Regions from separate parts of the Homo sapiens genome. Here region 1 is linked to region 2. Evidence: read pairs that join two places in POLR2A ChIA-PET (ENCODE). Cell type or tissue: HCT116. All regions are shown on one strand. Links, peaks and the distances in the headings refer to the core of each region. The heading gives the core; the rest is flanking DNA.

Region 1 (7,313 bases), core at 2,828-5,327, 230 kb before region 2:
GCCTGCCCCACTATGGAGAAGCCTGGGGGGAAGAAGGCGGCAGAAGGGAGGGCGGGGCTTGTCTCAGCGGCCACTCTCTGGCCTGTCGGGATCCTAGCTGTGCCTTGGCCCCACCTGGGCTGCAGGCGAAGGGCCTGTTCTGAGATTCTGCTGGGCATCAGGCCACTACTTCCAGCGGCCAGATAGCTTCCTGGGGCCTCGGGACCCTGGGCTGCCCTCTGGCCCCGGGGAAGGTTGCCAGGCCATGGGCAGGGAGAAAAGCAGAAGGGGGATGGGAGGGTGAGGAGAGTCTCAGCCAGTGTCCCACTCGGATGGACAGCACTGTTGTCCAGTCACCAGCTGGCTGGGAGGACGGCTCCCACTGCAGGATGGACCCCAGGGAGGAGGATGGAGCTTCATGTCAGACATCATCCCTCACACCACAAAGTCGGAAATTGCTCACCCAGAAGTGGGGGTATATGGCACTTTGGGAGGCCAAGGCAGGAGGATTGCTTGAGGCCAGGAGTTTGACGAGACCAGCCTGGACAATATTATGAGACCCTATCTTTACAAAAAATAAAATTAGCCAGGGCCTGGTGCAGTGGCTCATGCTTGTAATCCTAGCACTTTGGGAGGCCGAGGGAAGAGGATCGCTTGAGCTCAGGAGTTCAAGACCAGCCTGGGCAACATGGCAAAATCCCATCCCGTCTCTACAAAACAAAACAAAACAAAAAATTAACCAGGTGTGGTGGCTTGTGCCTGTAGTCCCAGCTACTTGGGAGGCTGAAGTGGGAGGATTTCTTGAGCCAGGGAAGCATCAGTTGCAGTGAGCCGAGATCATGCCACTAGACTCCAGCTTGGGTAACAGAGGGAGACTCTGTCTCAATAAATAAATAAAATAAAAATAAAGAGGTGTTGAGGATTGCTTGAACCGAGGAGGTGGAGGTTGCAGTGAATCGAGATTTCGCCACTGCACTCCAGCCTGGGCAACAGTGCAAGACCCTGTCTCTAAAACAAAAACAGAAGTAGGGTTGTTGGCTGTCACTTAGCTGGGGCTCGTGGTGATGGGGTCCGGTGGCACATATGGAGGGCATAGCTGGAAGGAACAGAGGCCACCTCCTCCTCGGGTACCTGGTAGGGGAGAGCAGCCCTGGGCCAAGGCCACACGGTGCTGGGGTTTGCAGGACAGCCCGGAGTCTGCACAGGGGCCTCCTGGAGCCTGGTTCTCCAAACAGTCCCTGAGGGAGCACCCAGGGGAAAAGAGAAACAGAAAATCAGGCCCATTTTTGGGCCATAACTTTCAGGCCACTTTTTCTTTTTCTTCTTCTTCTTCTTTTTTTTTTTTTTTTGAGACAGAGTCTCGCTCTGTCGCCCAGGCTGGAGGGCAGTGGCACTATCTCGGCTCACTGCAAGCTCCGCCTCCCGGGTTCACGCCTTTCTCCTGCCTCAGCCTCCCAAGTAGCTGGGACTACAGGTGCCCACCAGCACGCCCAGCTAATTTTTTGTATTTTTAGTAGAAACAGGGTTTCACCGTGTTAGCCAAGATGGTCTCAAGCTCCTGACTTCGTGATCCGCCTGCCTTGGCCTCCCAAAGTGCTGGTATTACAGGCATGAGCCACCGCGCCCAGACTTTTTGTTTTTTTTGAGTTGGAGTTTTGCTCTGTCACCCAGGCTGGAGTGCAGTGGCACAATCTTGGCTCACTGCAACCTCCGCCTCCCAGGTTCAAGCAATTCTCCTGTCTCAGCCTCCCACATAACTGGGACTATGGGCGCACGGCACCACGCCCGGCTAAATTTTGTATTTTTAGTAGAGATGGGGTTTTACCATATTGGTCAGGCTGGTCTTGAACTTCTGGCCTCAGGTGATACACCCGCCTTGGCCTTCCAAAGTGCTGAGATTTGACAGGTGTGAGCCACCGTGCCCAGCCTCAGGTCCCTTTCTCTAAAAGTCAGCAATTCTACCAGATGAACAAAGAAGACCTAAGCCCCCGGCGGTGCCTTCTTGCTCCCTGCCCACGGGTGTCCCAGTCCTTCCAGGCTGTGCCTTCGAGCCTACAGAGGTCGCTCACCGTGCGTGTCCCTGACCCTCTGGAGGATGCGCAGGGCCCAGGCCACCCACTGTCCTTATTTTCCAACACAGGGGCAGCGAGGGAGGCGTTGGATGGAGCCACCCCACGGCTCCTCTGTGAAGGTCTGCACGTCACTCAGAAAGTTGAAGCAAACCAAGCAGGGTTGGAGCCCACAGTTCACAGCCGGCTGCACAGGGGATGCACCAAGCACAGTTTCCTATGACAAGTGGAAACCTGTGCGCCACAGGTGAGCTGGGTCCTGGAAGGTGCAGGGACCAGGCAGCATCTCATCTCAGGACATCAAGGGCTGTCCCCAGCCAGCAGATTTCCCATAAAAACGTGCTGAACTGGGGACAAAGCTGATTCTACAGAGCCGAGAAGCCAGACCTTCCCTGGGGACTCCCGAGGGGGTCCCAGCCACCCTCTCCACCTGCAGAGGTTTCCTGGCCCACTTGGAGGACCTTGGGGGATCCTCCAAGGGCCCCCTTCCAGCTCTTGGCCCATGGGGGAGCCTCTTCCTCAGCTCCGGGTGTGGTGGACAGGAGACCGAGGGCTCCCCGCACCCAGCTGGGCTCAGCGTTTTCAAGCTGAACTTGGTGCGTGGCGGCTTGGAAAGCCGGGAGCCTGCTGCGTGTCTCCTGGGGCTGCTGTGAAAAAATGACCACACACTGGGAGCCTAAAACGAGTGACATGTATATTCTCACAGTTCAGGCAGCTGGTGTCCAAAATCAGTGGTTGGGAGGGTGGAGCTCCGCCTAAAGGCTCTGGGTGGCTGCTGCCTGCCCCTTCCAGCCCCGGGCCCCCGGCATTCCCTGGCGTGCAGCTGCTCCACCCCCAACCCCAAAGCCTCCTTCCTGTGTCTCTGTGTCCAAATTTTCCTTACCTTTTTTTTTTTTTTTTTGAGATAGAGTTTTGCTCTTGTCGCCCAGGCTGGAGTGCAACAGCACGATCTCGGCCTATCGCAACCTCCGCCTCCTGGGTTCAAGCGATTCTCCTGCCTCAGCCTCCTAAGTAGCTGGGATTACAGGTGCCCACCACCACACCCAGCTAATTTTGTATCTTTAGTAGAGATGGGGTTTCACGATGTCTTTCAGGCTGGTCTCGAACTCCTGACCTCACATGATCCACCTGCCTCGGCCTCCCAAAGTGCTGAAATTACAGGCATGAGCCACAGCACCTGGCCAATTTTCCTTTTCTTTCTCTCTCTCTTTTTTTTTTGAGACGGAGTCTTGCTCTGTTGCCCAGGCTGGAGTAAAATGGCACAATCTTGGCTCACTGCAACCTCTGCCTTCTGGGTTCAAGCGATTCTCCTGCCTCAGCCTCCCGAGTAGCTGAGACTACAGGCGCCCACCACCACACCCAGCTAATTTTTGTGTTTTTTAGTAGAGACGGGGTTTCACTATGTTGGCCAGGCTGGTCTAGAACTCCTGACCTCAAGTGATCTGCCCGCCTCGGCCTCCCAAAGTGCTGGGATTGCAGGCGTGAGACACTGCACCCGGACAATTTTCCTTTTCTTACAAGAACACTGCTCACACTGCATTCAGGGCCAACCCTAACCCAGTATCGCCTCATCCTGGTTTGATTATATCGGCACAGACCTTGCTTCCGAGCGAGGCCACTTTCTCAGGTACTGGTGGACATGAGTCTTCGGAGACGCTGCTCAACCCACAGTGCTCCTCCAGCTTGGTTTCTGTGACTTGCCTTCCCCAGAGGAGGGGTGCCCTGAGAGGTCTCCACTCCCTGACCGGCTCCTTGGTGCCGCGCACTCTGAGAGGCTTCCCAGGGAACAGAGCACACAGGACCGCCCTCCTGGGTAGACCAATCAGCATCTGAGCTCACAATTTCCCAGCAGGGCAGTGGGGTGGAGAGAGAAGCCTGGGCTGGGCTGGGCTGGGCTGGGCTGGGGAAGCTTCTCCGGGCGGGGGGACGTCAGAGCAGGATCTGGGGCTGATAAAAGCCCGCCCCTGGGTGGGGGCTGAGTGGTGCGGAAGCTGAGCCCGACACGTGGGGATGGAGGACAGGCTGTGGGAGGGTGTGAACCGGATACTGCTTGAAGGGGTGCTGGGGACTTTGAGAGAGGGCGGCTGGCCCTGTCTGGTCGGGGATGCTGGCCCAGACACAGGCCATGGCTGGGATGGGGTTCAGAAACAGGACCGCTGTCTCTCCCGGGCCAGGGCCCTCCCCAGCTGCTCCTGGCTTTCTGGTTCTTGGGGTCAGGGGCAGGCCTGTGCCATGACCCCGCCACTGAGGCTGTGAGGAGGCTGTCGGTGCCCAAGGGCACCAAGGCACACCCCTACTCTTGCACCCCATGTGTGGGCCCGAGCACCTGCTCTGCTGCCCCAAAGATCTGGCGATGTTTCCCAGGCAACTGTCTCTCACAGCCTGTCTGCCTGGCACTCCCGTATCCCATAAATGCCACCACATCTGGCTATGGGTGGGCGTGCCTGCCTGGCATCCACGGGCCAGCAGGTGTGGTGGAGCACAGCCCAGTTCCTGGCTGCGTCAGAAGGCTGCCCGGGCCTTTTGGCTGTCCTTGCCAGCAGGTGAGCACTGCCAGGGCACCGTGTGTGGGTGCTGGGCCATTTAGCCACATGGGAAGGGGTGGAGGCAGCCCAGTGCCTTCAGCATGTGCCCAGGGTGCCTGTCGGCCACAGGTCTCATTTGGAAATTGGGAGGGTGCACGGCCACCGGGCTGCTTAGGCCTGCCAGCCTCAGGGCCCGTCACCGCTGTCTTAGCCTGATTTGCAGGGTGTCAGCGCTGGGCAGAGATGAACATTTGGGTGACTCTGAGGATGCCAGTGGCTGGGACACTTGTTCTTCCGCGGTGGAAGGAGTTGGAGAGGCCTGGCTCCCTGACCTACGGCCAGCCTGGCTTCTGAAACCAGCTCAGTGGGCTGGGGCCTGATTCATCATCCATAAATGTGTCCTTTTTTGCCACAGAGGGTAAGGGGCCTCCTAGCCCACCGGTCTGCAGGTGCGGGAGTAGGAGATGGGTGGCTCTGATGCCCCCACCCACTCGATCACCTTCTGCTCTGCCTGGGATGCAAACTCCCACAGCTGAAACGTTCTTTTGTAAACATGAATTTTGGCTTAGAAAAAACTCATTTCCACTGTGCACGTGTCAGTCCCAACCAGAAATTATTTTCCAATAAAGCAAAACTCCGTCACCACAGCAGCAGATGGCTCCGAAGAAGTGGAGCGTTTTCATCAGGTTCAACTTTGAAACCTCCACCATCACCATCACCAGCACCGCTGTGTCATGCTGATAACTTGAGGACAGGCAGGACAAGGTATGTTTGTTGGAGGTGAACATGCTTCCTTGTCTTGAGAGTCTTGAGTGGCCGGTCCCCTTCCAGGCCCTCGGCTGGCAGGCAGCTGTCGGGAAGCTGTCAGGCGGGAGGGGATTGGGGGTCAGGCTTCCTGACAAGTGGAGGCACCCGCCACGTGCCCAGAGCAGAGGTCACCCCAGTGCCTTTCTCTGTGGACTTATCTCTGGCTGTAGGTCACAGGGGCCTGCCCCACTGCCCCCTCCCCAGTGGTGACATGGGAGGAGGGGAGATTAATCCAGAGCAGCAGATAAACTGGAGGGGAAGAGCCCCCAGGAGGACAACTGTGACACGTTGTGCTGCCTCTGCGTCCCCAAAGCACCAGGCCCAGAGGCCCTGCCTTCTGCCCCATGGCACTGGCCTGGGGCCCTGGCTCCTCTTCCCTGGTGGCCAAGGGTAAATGAGGCCCACTGGGGTGGCTAAGACTCAAGGGGATGGGGGCCCCCCAGCTTCAGTGATGCGGGCTGGAGCCAGGCTCAGCCAGCCCTGAGGTCCCCTGCAGGCCCGTGCCTCCTACCCTTGGGGCACCCGCAGCGAGAGCTTCCCAAGCAGCCTGCGCCAGCCGGGCAGCGCAGGTGTCCCGGGTCTGGGTCACTTGAGACCCCGCCCTGCTTCTGCTCGGCTCTGCCCCTCTTGGGCCCAGTGGCCAGGGCACCTGCATGGGGGAGCCGGGAGGGGCTGGAAGGATGCTGAAGACCCCAGCAAAGCTCTAGTGTTTGGCTTTCCAGGGGTGGGGGCTGGGTCCTCCCGCCCAGAAAGGCCCCTGTTCTGGGGCAGCAGCCACACACAGGTGTCCCTCACATGGTCCTCCAGGACAGGGCAGGGGCCTGAGTTTCCCAGGCTCTGCCCAAGGGACCCAGGCAGGGAAGGAGATGGGTCCCAGGGGGCTCGGAGCCCATCCAGAGGCCGGCCGGTCCCATGGCAGGAGGGCACTGGACCATGTGGGGGCCATAGAGGAGGAGGAGGCAGGAGCCACCCCCGGGTCCAACAGCAGAACCCTGGGGTTGGGAGCCAGAGTGGGGAAGGGAGAGGAAGGAGCAAGAACACCCCCCACCACCCCCAGCACGGCACAGAGAGCTGAGCAAACACTTGTCACCAAGGGCTTTTCTCCTCTGTCTTTTTTTGTTTTTCGAGACAGAGTCTTGCTGTGATGCCCAAGCTGTTGTGCAGTGGTGCGATCTTGGCTCACCACAACCTATGCCTCCTAGGCTCAGGTGGTTTTCGTGCCTCAGCCACCCAAGTAGTTGGGATTAAAGGTGTGCACCACCATGCCCGGCTAATTTTTGTATTTTTAGTAGAGATGGGGTTTCTGCATGTTGGCCAGGCTGGTCTCAAACTCCTGGCCTCAAGTGATCCTCCCGACTTGGCCTCCCAAAGTGCTGGGATTGCAGGCTTGAGCCACCACACCTGGCCTATTTTTTTTTTTTTTTGAGTTGGGGTCTGGAGTGCAGTGGCACGATCTTGCCTCACTGCAGCCCCCACCTACCTGGGCTCAGGTGATCCTCCCACCTTAGCCACCCAAGTAGGTGGGACCACAGGCACATGCCACCATGCCCAGCTAATTTTTTATTTATAGAGACAAGGTCTTGCCATGTTGCCCAGGCTGGTCTCAAACTCCTGGGCTCAAGCAATCTGCCTGCCTGGACCTCCCCAAGTCCTAGAATTGCAGGCATGGGCTGCTGGGCCTGGCCTTTTCTCCTGTCTTGGGAGGCTGGGACCAGTCTTCCTGGAAGTACCCAAGGCCCTCCTGCAGACCATGGTGACATTTCCAGGAAAGACCCAGAAGCTCGGAGCTGAAGCCAGGGCAGCCAGGACTGTCGGGGAGCCCTGGACACTGGCTGTCTGAGAGCGCTTGGTCAGCTGGCACCTGCCATGTGGTGGACGTGGGGCTGCAGAGACCCCACGGCTGGGCTTCTCTCGCCTGAGAGCAGGCCCAGCC
Region 2 (7,018 bases), core at 1-2,500:
GAGAGCCAAGGGGGTTCGGCTTCACATTGAGCAAAGCTGCTCTCTCTCCCAGGGCGCCCACTCAGGCGGCTGTGGGGCACGGGAACAGGGGCTCCAGGCTGCTACCCTTGCCCTGCCTGGGCCTGACTCAGCCTGCCCAGCCCTGCCCCTACTCCAGTCCACGCCCAACCCTCGGCCCCTTCTCCCCTCCCAGACGCTGAAACCCCGGCCCCTGTCGAGAGCCTCCGGCTCCTGTCCTGACTTCTCACAAGGAGGGACTGGCGGGCTCTTTCCTGGCCCACCCAGAAGTCTCCAGGGAGCACCAGGCCCCTCCAGGGAACCTGGTGCTGCTGGGCCTGCCCTTGCTCACTCCCTGTCCAGGGCCGTCCACCTGGCTTCCTGCTGCCACGGCCTTGGGGCCCTCCTGGCCCCTCAGACCACCTCCTGCCAGCTTGGGTCCGTGGTGAACACGTTGCTTCTGGCTTCACTCTCTGTTCTTCTCCAAACGGGGGCCCATGTTGCCCTCTCGGACCCCCCACCCACGGGCCCCACTGGGCTTCCTGAGATCCAGACCTCGGGGCCAGGTTCCTACAAGGCCCCTCTCTCCCGCTCAGTCTCGCCTTTCCCAGCCCTGCCCGTAACGCTCCCCAGTGACCTCCACGCAAACCACCCTGTCCTGGGTTTTGCCCGAAGCTGCCCTCATCCCGGGAGCCTGGCCCTTTCTCCCCATCCCAGTCTCCCTGTCCACGGCCCTGGCCAATCACTGCTTAGGATCTGCCTGGGCGGGGGCTCCTGGCCCTCTCACTGGGCAAGGCATCCTCCTCTGGGTGCCACAGAGCCCTGAGTGCGTCCTCCCCACCCCCCTGAGTCACGATCAGAGTTCTCCACCACCCATCAGCCTGCCCACCTGGGCGGGGGGGTCCTGGCAGCAGCTCCACCGCCTATACATCCCTTAGCCTGGCGCAGGCCTGGCATGTAGGAGGCACCCGGGAAGTGCAGCTGCAGTGAGTGGATGAACATCTTTAGCCCTGGTGCTACTCTCAGTGGCAGCCCCACGCCAGCCTAGAAATAAGGGCTTGGAAGAAGCCCTCCGGGCAGCCAAGGCTGCTGGGGGACTGGGCTGCGAAGTGGGCAGGGCTGGGCCGGGCAGGGCTGGGCTGGGCAGGGCTGGGCAGGACTGGACTTGGAAGGGATGGGCTGGGCTGGGCAGGGCAGGGCTAAGCTGGGCAAGGCTGGGCTTGGCAGGGCTGGACTGGGAAGGTCTGGGCTGGGCTGGGCAGGGCAGGGCTGGGCAAGGCAGGGCTGGGCAGTGCAGGGCTGGGCTGGGAAGGCCTGGGCTGGGCAGGGCAGGGCAGGGCTGGGTTGGGCAGGGCTGGGCAGGGCTGGGTTGGGCAGGGCAGGGCTGGGCAGGGCTAGGCTGGGCTGGGCAGGGCTGGGCAGGGCTGGGCAGGACTGAGCAGGACTGGGCTTGGCAGGGATGGACTGGGCAGGGCAGGGCTGGGGTTTAAGCCTGGAACCTCTGGCTTGGCCTCTGCCCATCTGCTTCCCACTGGAGCTTGCGTTTAGCTCCAGGACCAGGAAGTTCCCACCCCAAGAGCCCTGCTGGGTAGGATGGAGTCCCCAGGAGGGAGCTAGGGAGGGGCCGCCAGGCGCTGTCTCACCTGGGGCTGCTGGGCAGGACCGGAGCCCCCAGGAGGGCGCTAGGGAGGGGCCGCCGGGCACTGTCTCATCTGGGGCAAGGTGGAGGCAGGGGACCTCTTGCACTCATCTGAGAAGCGACTCCACGCAGGGCCTTTGAGGAGGAGCAGAAGCTCAGAAAGCAGGAGATCATCAGTCGGATTCTGAAAGAGGAGGCTGAGGAGGAAAAGAGGAAGAAACAGCATCCCCCCACCAGTGCCAGGCACCGGCTGACCCTGAGGGACAAGACCTGGAACTACATTTCTGACTTTTGCAAGAAGACCACAGTCCCAACCAACACGTACACACTGGTGAGCAAAACGCCTTCCTGTAGACAGAAGCCGCACACCTGTGGAGGGCAGGTGGGGCCTCAGGGCTCAGGTGTGGTGAGACATCCTCTGAGGACCTCAGCACCATGGCCACCTGCAGGGGGTTGCTGAGCCCGCTGAGTGGCCGCCACTCAGCTCAAGGACAAGGGGACAAGACACACTACGGACCCACCACATGAGAGAGGCCCATGGCCGCAGCATCCCCAGCAAGGGTCCAGTGTCCTCCTGGTCTCGGTGTGCCCACCAGACCCTGCGTCACCCCCAGCAGTGTTGCTGCCCACCAGGCTGGGACCACCTTGCCTGGCCCTGTAGAGCTGGGTCAGCCGCCTGCCAGGGAGATGTGCACAGCCGTTCAGACCACATGCCTGGGATCACCCTGCTACAAAGCACTCCTGATAGCACCTAGAGGACAGCTTTCCTATCACTCATTCATTCACTCACTCATCCTTTATTCGTTCACTCACTCATTCTTTCTTCATTCATTCACTCACTCATTCTTCATTCATTCACTCATTCATTCACTCATTCACTCTTTACTCATTCACTCATTCATTCACTCACTCACTGATACACTTATTCATTCACTCATTCACTCATTCATTCACTCATTCGCTCACTCATTCACTCATTCATTCTTTACTCATTCACTCATTCACTCACTCACTGATTCACTCATTCATTCATTCACTCACACATTCACTTATTCACTCACTTACTCATTCACTCACTCACTCACATCCAGGGCCTGCTTGGTGTCCACTGCTGCTGCAGGCAACTGGCTTCAGTTGGGGGAATGTATTTCTAGTTTACCTTTCCCTAAAGGTGTGGGGTAGGGACGATGGTCCTCTCCTGAGTCTGGCACAGTGCTGCAGTCTCTGCCCTTGTGTACCCCAAAACCTGAAGGTCAAGGTCACTGCTGCAACCGATGCCCTGCTGGGAAAGAGAAAGCCTTGGGCTGCCTCAGCTTTGGCCTCCACAGGGTCTCTGCGGTGCCCTTCAGGGCACCAGAGAAGGTCCTTTCCTGCTACCCAGGCTCCCAGTGCCTGGGCTGAGCCTTTGCCCCATCCACCCCTCACTGCCCGTCTCACGCCGGGGCCTTTGCACCCGCCGATCCCTCCGCCAGGAGCACCCTGCTGCGCCTCCTTGCTCCAGAGAAGCCTCCCCTGCCCCCACCCCCACCCGTGAGCTGCTCCCTGCGATTTTCTGTGGCACCACCTGTGGCACTATACAGGTCACAGTAACAGCAATGCGCTGGCCCCGTCCAGACTTCCTGTCTGTCGCTCCATAGGACGGTCCCCAGGAAGAAGAACCCTGTCTACCCGGCCCAGTTCCCCCTTCTCCAGCAGGCCTGGGACAGAGCCAGAGCAGATAGGCAAGGCTCCGTCCCCAAACTCATTCTGAGGAAACCACCACAGCCATCCTCCTGGGGTCAGCCTGGGGCTTTTCCCGGGCATGGCTTATATCCACAGAAATGAGAACTGCGCCAGGCGCGGTGGCTCACACCTGTAATCCCAGTACTTTGGGAGGCTAGGGTGAGTGGATCATGAGATCAAGAGTTCGAGACCAGCCTGGCCAACATAGTGAAACCCCATCTCTACTAAAAATACAAAAAATTAGCTGGGTGTGGTGGCGGGCGCCTGCAATCCCAGCTACTCGGGAGGCTGAGGCAGGAGAATCATGTGAACCCGGGAGATAGAAGTTGCAGTGAGCTGAGATCGCGCTGCTACACTCTAGCCCAGGTGACAGTGCAAGACTGCGTCTCAAAAAAAAAAAAAAAAATGAGAACAGATGAGTGCCTGAGGATCGGCGCCAAGGATGCCAGTCCGTGAATTAGAACATTTTCCTATCAAAGGAAATATTTTGCAGACTCTTCTGAGCATTGTAGAAAAATATTTAATAATGTATTAAAATACTTATATTTCAAGTAGAAAAAGTTACAAAACCGTGTGCACCGCTATCTCCATGCAGAGTACGTGAGGCAGAAGAACGGGGGCAGGCAGCGGGCCATACCGGCGGGGGCTGGGCCGAGTTTCTCTTCCCTGTTCTCTGTCATGAGCGTGTCTTTGCGATGTTCCTCTCCCCGACTGCAGGACTACGAGGCTGCTGCAGGCCCCGGGCCCTCTCGGTTGCTGGAAGTCGTTTCCAGTGAGCTTATCCAGGGGGACCCCGGGGCCAGCTCAGAGGAGGAAACGTTAGCTGAGCCCGAGATCTCTGGGCTTTGGAATGAAGACTACAAGCCATACCAGGTATCAGCTCCTGCTCCTTTAGACGCTTGCAGACGGACCCCGGCCCTCTGTCGCCGGCTCGCCACCTCCCACGCCTGCCCCGGCCACACCAGCTGCTCTGAGGCTTCTCCTGGCTGTGCCTGCCATCTCCCGCCACCCTCTCCTGTGTGTGGACGCCCCCCGCCTCCCTCTCCACACTCATGCCTTTCCCTCTTCGCGGAGCCTGGAGGGCACCACGCGTGCTCGACGACCCCAAGCTCCCCCTGACAGACAGCTCGGTCACCATGGTGTAACGGGGAGGGACGGTGGGGCTCCAAAGCTGAAAGGCTGAGGGAATGACTCTGAGCTACTCCGTGTACTATTGGAGAAGCATCTTTCTAGAAGAAGCGTGCAAACTTTCTTTGACGGCCTTTTGTAAGAAACATGCCCCATCTGGCGCTGGGGTCCTTCTGCCTCTGAAAGAGCAGTTACAGCAAGACACGGTCTCTGCAGCAGTGTGGCTCAGGCTGTGGCCCTGTCCCACGTGGGAGGGCAATGCCCGCCGCCCGGTTTCTGTAAGCATTGGCCACCTCTACTGTCAGGGCAAAAGCCACCTGGTTCTGCTGGTTCTGGGGATGCCGGGCTGACCAGGGTGGTGAACAAGACAGGCCAGGCAGAGCCACCACCTGCCCACTGGGGACACCCAAGGGAGAAGGCTGCCTCTGGACAAGAGGAGGGTGCCAAGTGCCCCCCCCACCCCGGGAAGCCAGGGAGGAGGCTGCCCGGCTGCCGGGCATGGGCACCAGCAGGGACAGCCCACAGCCCAGAGCCAGGACCCACGCAGAGTCCAAGCAGCTTCTGAAGGGACAGTTCAGGACTCCAGTTCTGATCTTCCTGGTTGCTGGTGTTGGCCAGGGAAGCGGCTTTTCATCTGAGAAAGCCCAGTGTGTGCTGACACTGCCCGCTCGAGAAAACTGCTTCCTGCAGAACCTTTCAAAACCTTCCTCTTGTCCTGATTTAACAATCTGGAAAGTTCCCCCTCCACATCATTTCCCAGAAATCCACCTGAATCTGGAGCTGTCTGCTCTTGTTTCCTGGTTTCCTCTTTTTTGGAAGTGAGGGGTCCCTGCCTTGTCAATGGAGCAGAAAGTCAGTCGGTCCCCAGGGCCTTTCTGAGCAACTCAGAGCAACTCCCCGGGCCATGGGGCTCTTCCCAGCTCCAGCGCTGGTGGCAGCCGGTGGGGCTGGGCTGTCCGTGCTCTGCTAACCGCTACCCTCGCCTCCGAGCTGCCACCGGCGCCGCCCAGGTGGAGCCGCTAACAGCCCCAGCCTCTGTCTCTGTGACCCCCAGGTGCCCAAGGAGGACGTGGACCGAAAGCCCGTGGGCGGGACAAAGATGGACAAGGACATCCTGGAGCGCACGGTGGAGCGGCTGCGGAGCAGGGTGGTCCACAAGCAGGTGGTGTGGGGGCGTGAGTTCCAAGGACGCCCCTTCAACAGCAAACCGGAGCTCCTCCACTTCCAGGTGAGCCCGCAGCTGGGCCAGGAACGGGACGGGCAGCAGCACAGGACAGCAGGGGAGCCCTGCCGCAGCCCAACCCCTGACACCTTTTGCTTTTTTTTGAGATGGAGTCTCACTCTGTCGCCCAGGCTGGAGTGCAACGGCATAATCTCAGGTCACTGCAACCTCCGCCTCCTGGGTTCAAGCGATTCTCCTGCCTCAGCCTCCCGAGTAGCAGGGATTACAGGCGCCTGCCACCACGCCTGGCTAATTTTTGTATTTTTAGTAGAGACGGGGTTTCACCATGTAGGCCAGGCTGGTCTCGAACTCCTGACCTCAGGCGATCTGCCCGCCTCAGCCTCCCAAAGTGCTGGGATTGCAGGCATGAGCCACTGCGCCTGGCCTGCCTTTCGCTTTTTAACGCTGGAAAACCCGGGGGCTTCCTCAGGAGGCACAGGCCCAAGTGTGGACCTTCTCTTCCAGGAGGTGGAGGGAGAGGGCCCCATCCCCATGGAGGGCTGGACGCCAGTCTGAGCAATGGGGGTGCCGTGGCCCCGAAAGCCCTGTGCCACTTGGGGCAGTGGGGGTCCCCTGAACCTCGGGACAGGGATGTAGCAGGGACAGGGTGGGAACATGTGAGGCTGAGGTTGGTGCCTGGACGCCTCTGCCAAACTCTGCAAGACAGAGCAGGCTGTGGGCTCCTGTATTTGACCCCAGCTCAAGTCCATCCATGGAGTCAGGGACCCACCTTGGAACCCACAGTGTCTGAGCCTTTTCTCTTACTCCCACCTGCGGGCCCCAGCAAGGCCCTGTCCTGCCTCAAGTGGCGAAGGCTCTTATGTGACAGGTTCCACCCCCAGACCTGTCCTTCATGCACCCCAGGGGCCTTCTCGATTCTGGGAGAAACCTTGGAAATTGTTCCCTGGGAACCTCTCCCTAGTTGGCAAATGCTCACCAGCGGTTACCTTGAGGCAAAGCTGCCTCGGTGCTCACAGCACAGCCCCCTGTGACCCGCTCTGAAGCTGCTACCTCGGCCTTTCCCAGGACTTTGATATTGGCAAAGTGTACAAGAAAAAGATCACGTTGGTAAACACCACCTACACGATCAACTACTGCAAGCTGGTGGGCGTGGAGGAGCACCTCCGGGACTTCATCCACGTTGAGTAAGAGGACGGCTCAGACAGGGAGGGACGCGGTGCAGGGACAGCAGGAGGTTCATAGGTCCCTTCATGTTCAGAACGGCTGGAACAGGCTCTATATGGGCATAAGCCCTCAGGTCCGATTTTCACGAAGATTTTGTAGAGGGGGCTCCTCTGTCTTCTTGTGTC

What was found. ChIA-PET counts read pairs that join two places held together with the same protein. Peaks named below come from ENCODE experiments on the same cell type or tissue, not always from the same donor. Only the 100,000 strongest peaks of a DNase experiment are listed, where the experiment ranks them.
Region 1: POLR2A ChIA-PET joins it to region 2 with 8 read pairs; 1 of 35 experiments calls an interaction of 5 or more read pairs at or near these places.

What each region holds. Positions count from the first base shown.
Region 1 is chr1:2,196,032-2,203,344 of GRCh38, reverse strand. It overlaps a transcript of FAAP20 not described here. Among named protein-coding and RNA genes, the nearest start is that of FAAP20, 4.9 kb to the right of the region's middle. RefSeq lists enhancers at 3,720-4,317, 6,939-7,313. In HCT116, for the core only: no CTCF peak of the experiment used is centred there; a DNase peak (open chromatin) is centred at 3,854; H3K4me3 peaks cover 1,589 bases; H3K27ac peaks cover 1,378 bases.
Region 2 is chr1:1,963,584-1,970,601 of GRCh38, reverse strand. CFAP74 (cilia and flagella associated protein 74) reads left to right here. Exons shown (of 39, transcript NM_001304360.2): 11 at 1,769-1,967; 12 at 4,076-4,231; 13 at 5,541-5,714; 14 at 6,735-6,853. Among named protein-coding and RNA genes, the nearest start is that of CFAP74, 37 kb to the left of the region's middle. In HCT116, for the core only: no CTCF peak of the experiment used is centred there; a DNase peak (open chromatin) is centred at 1,241; H3K27ac peaks cover 1,313 bases.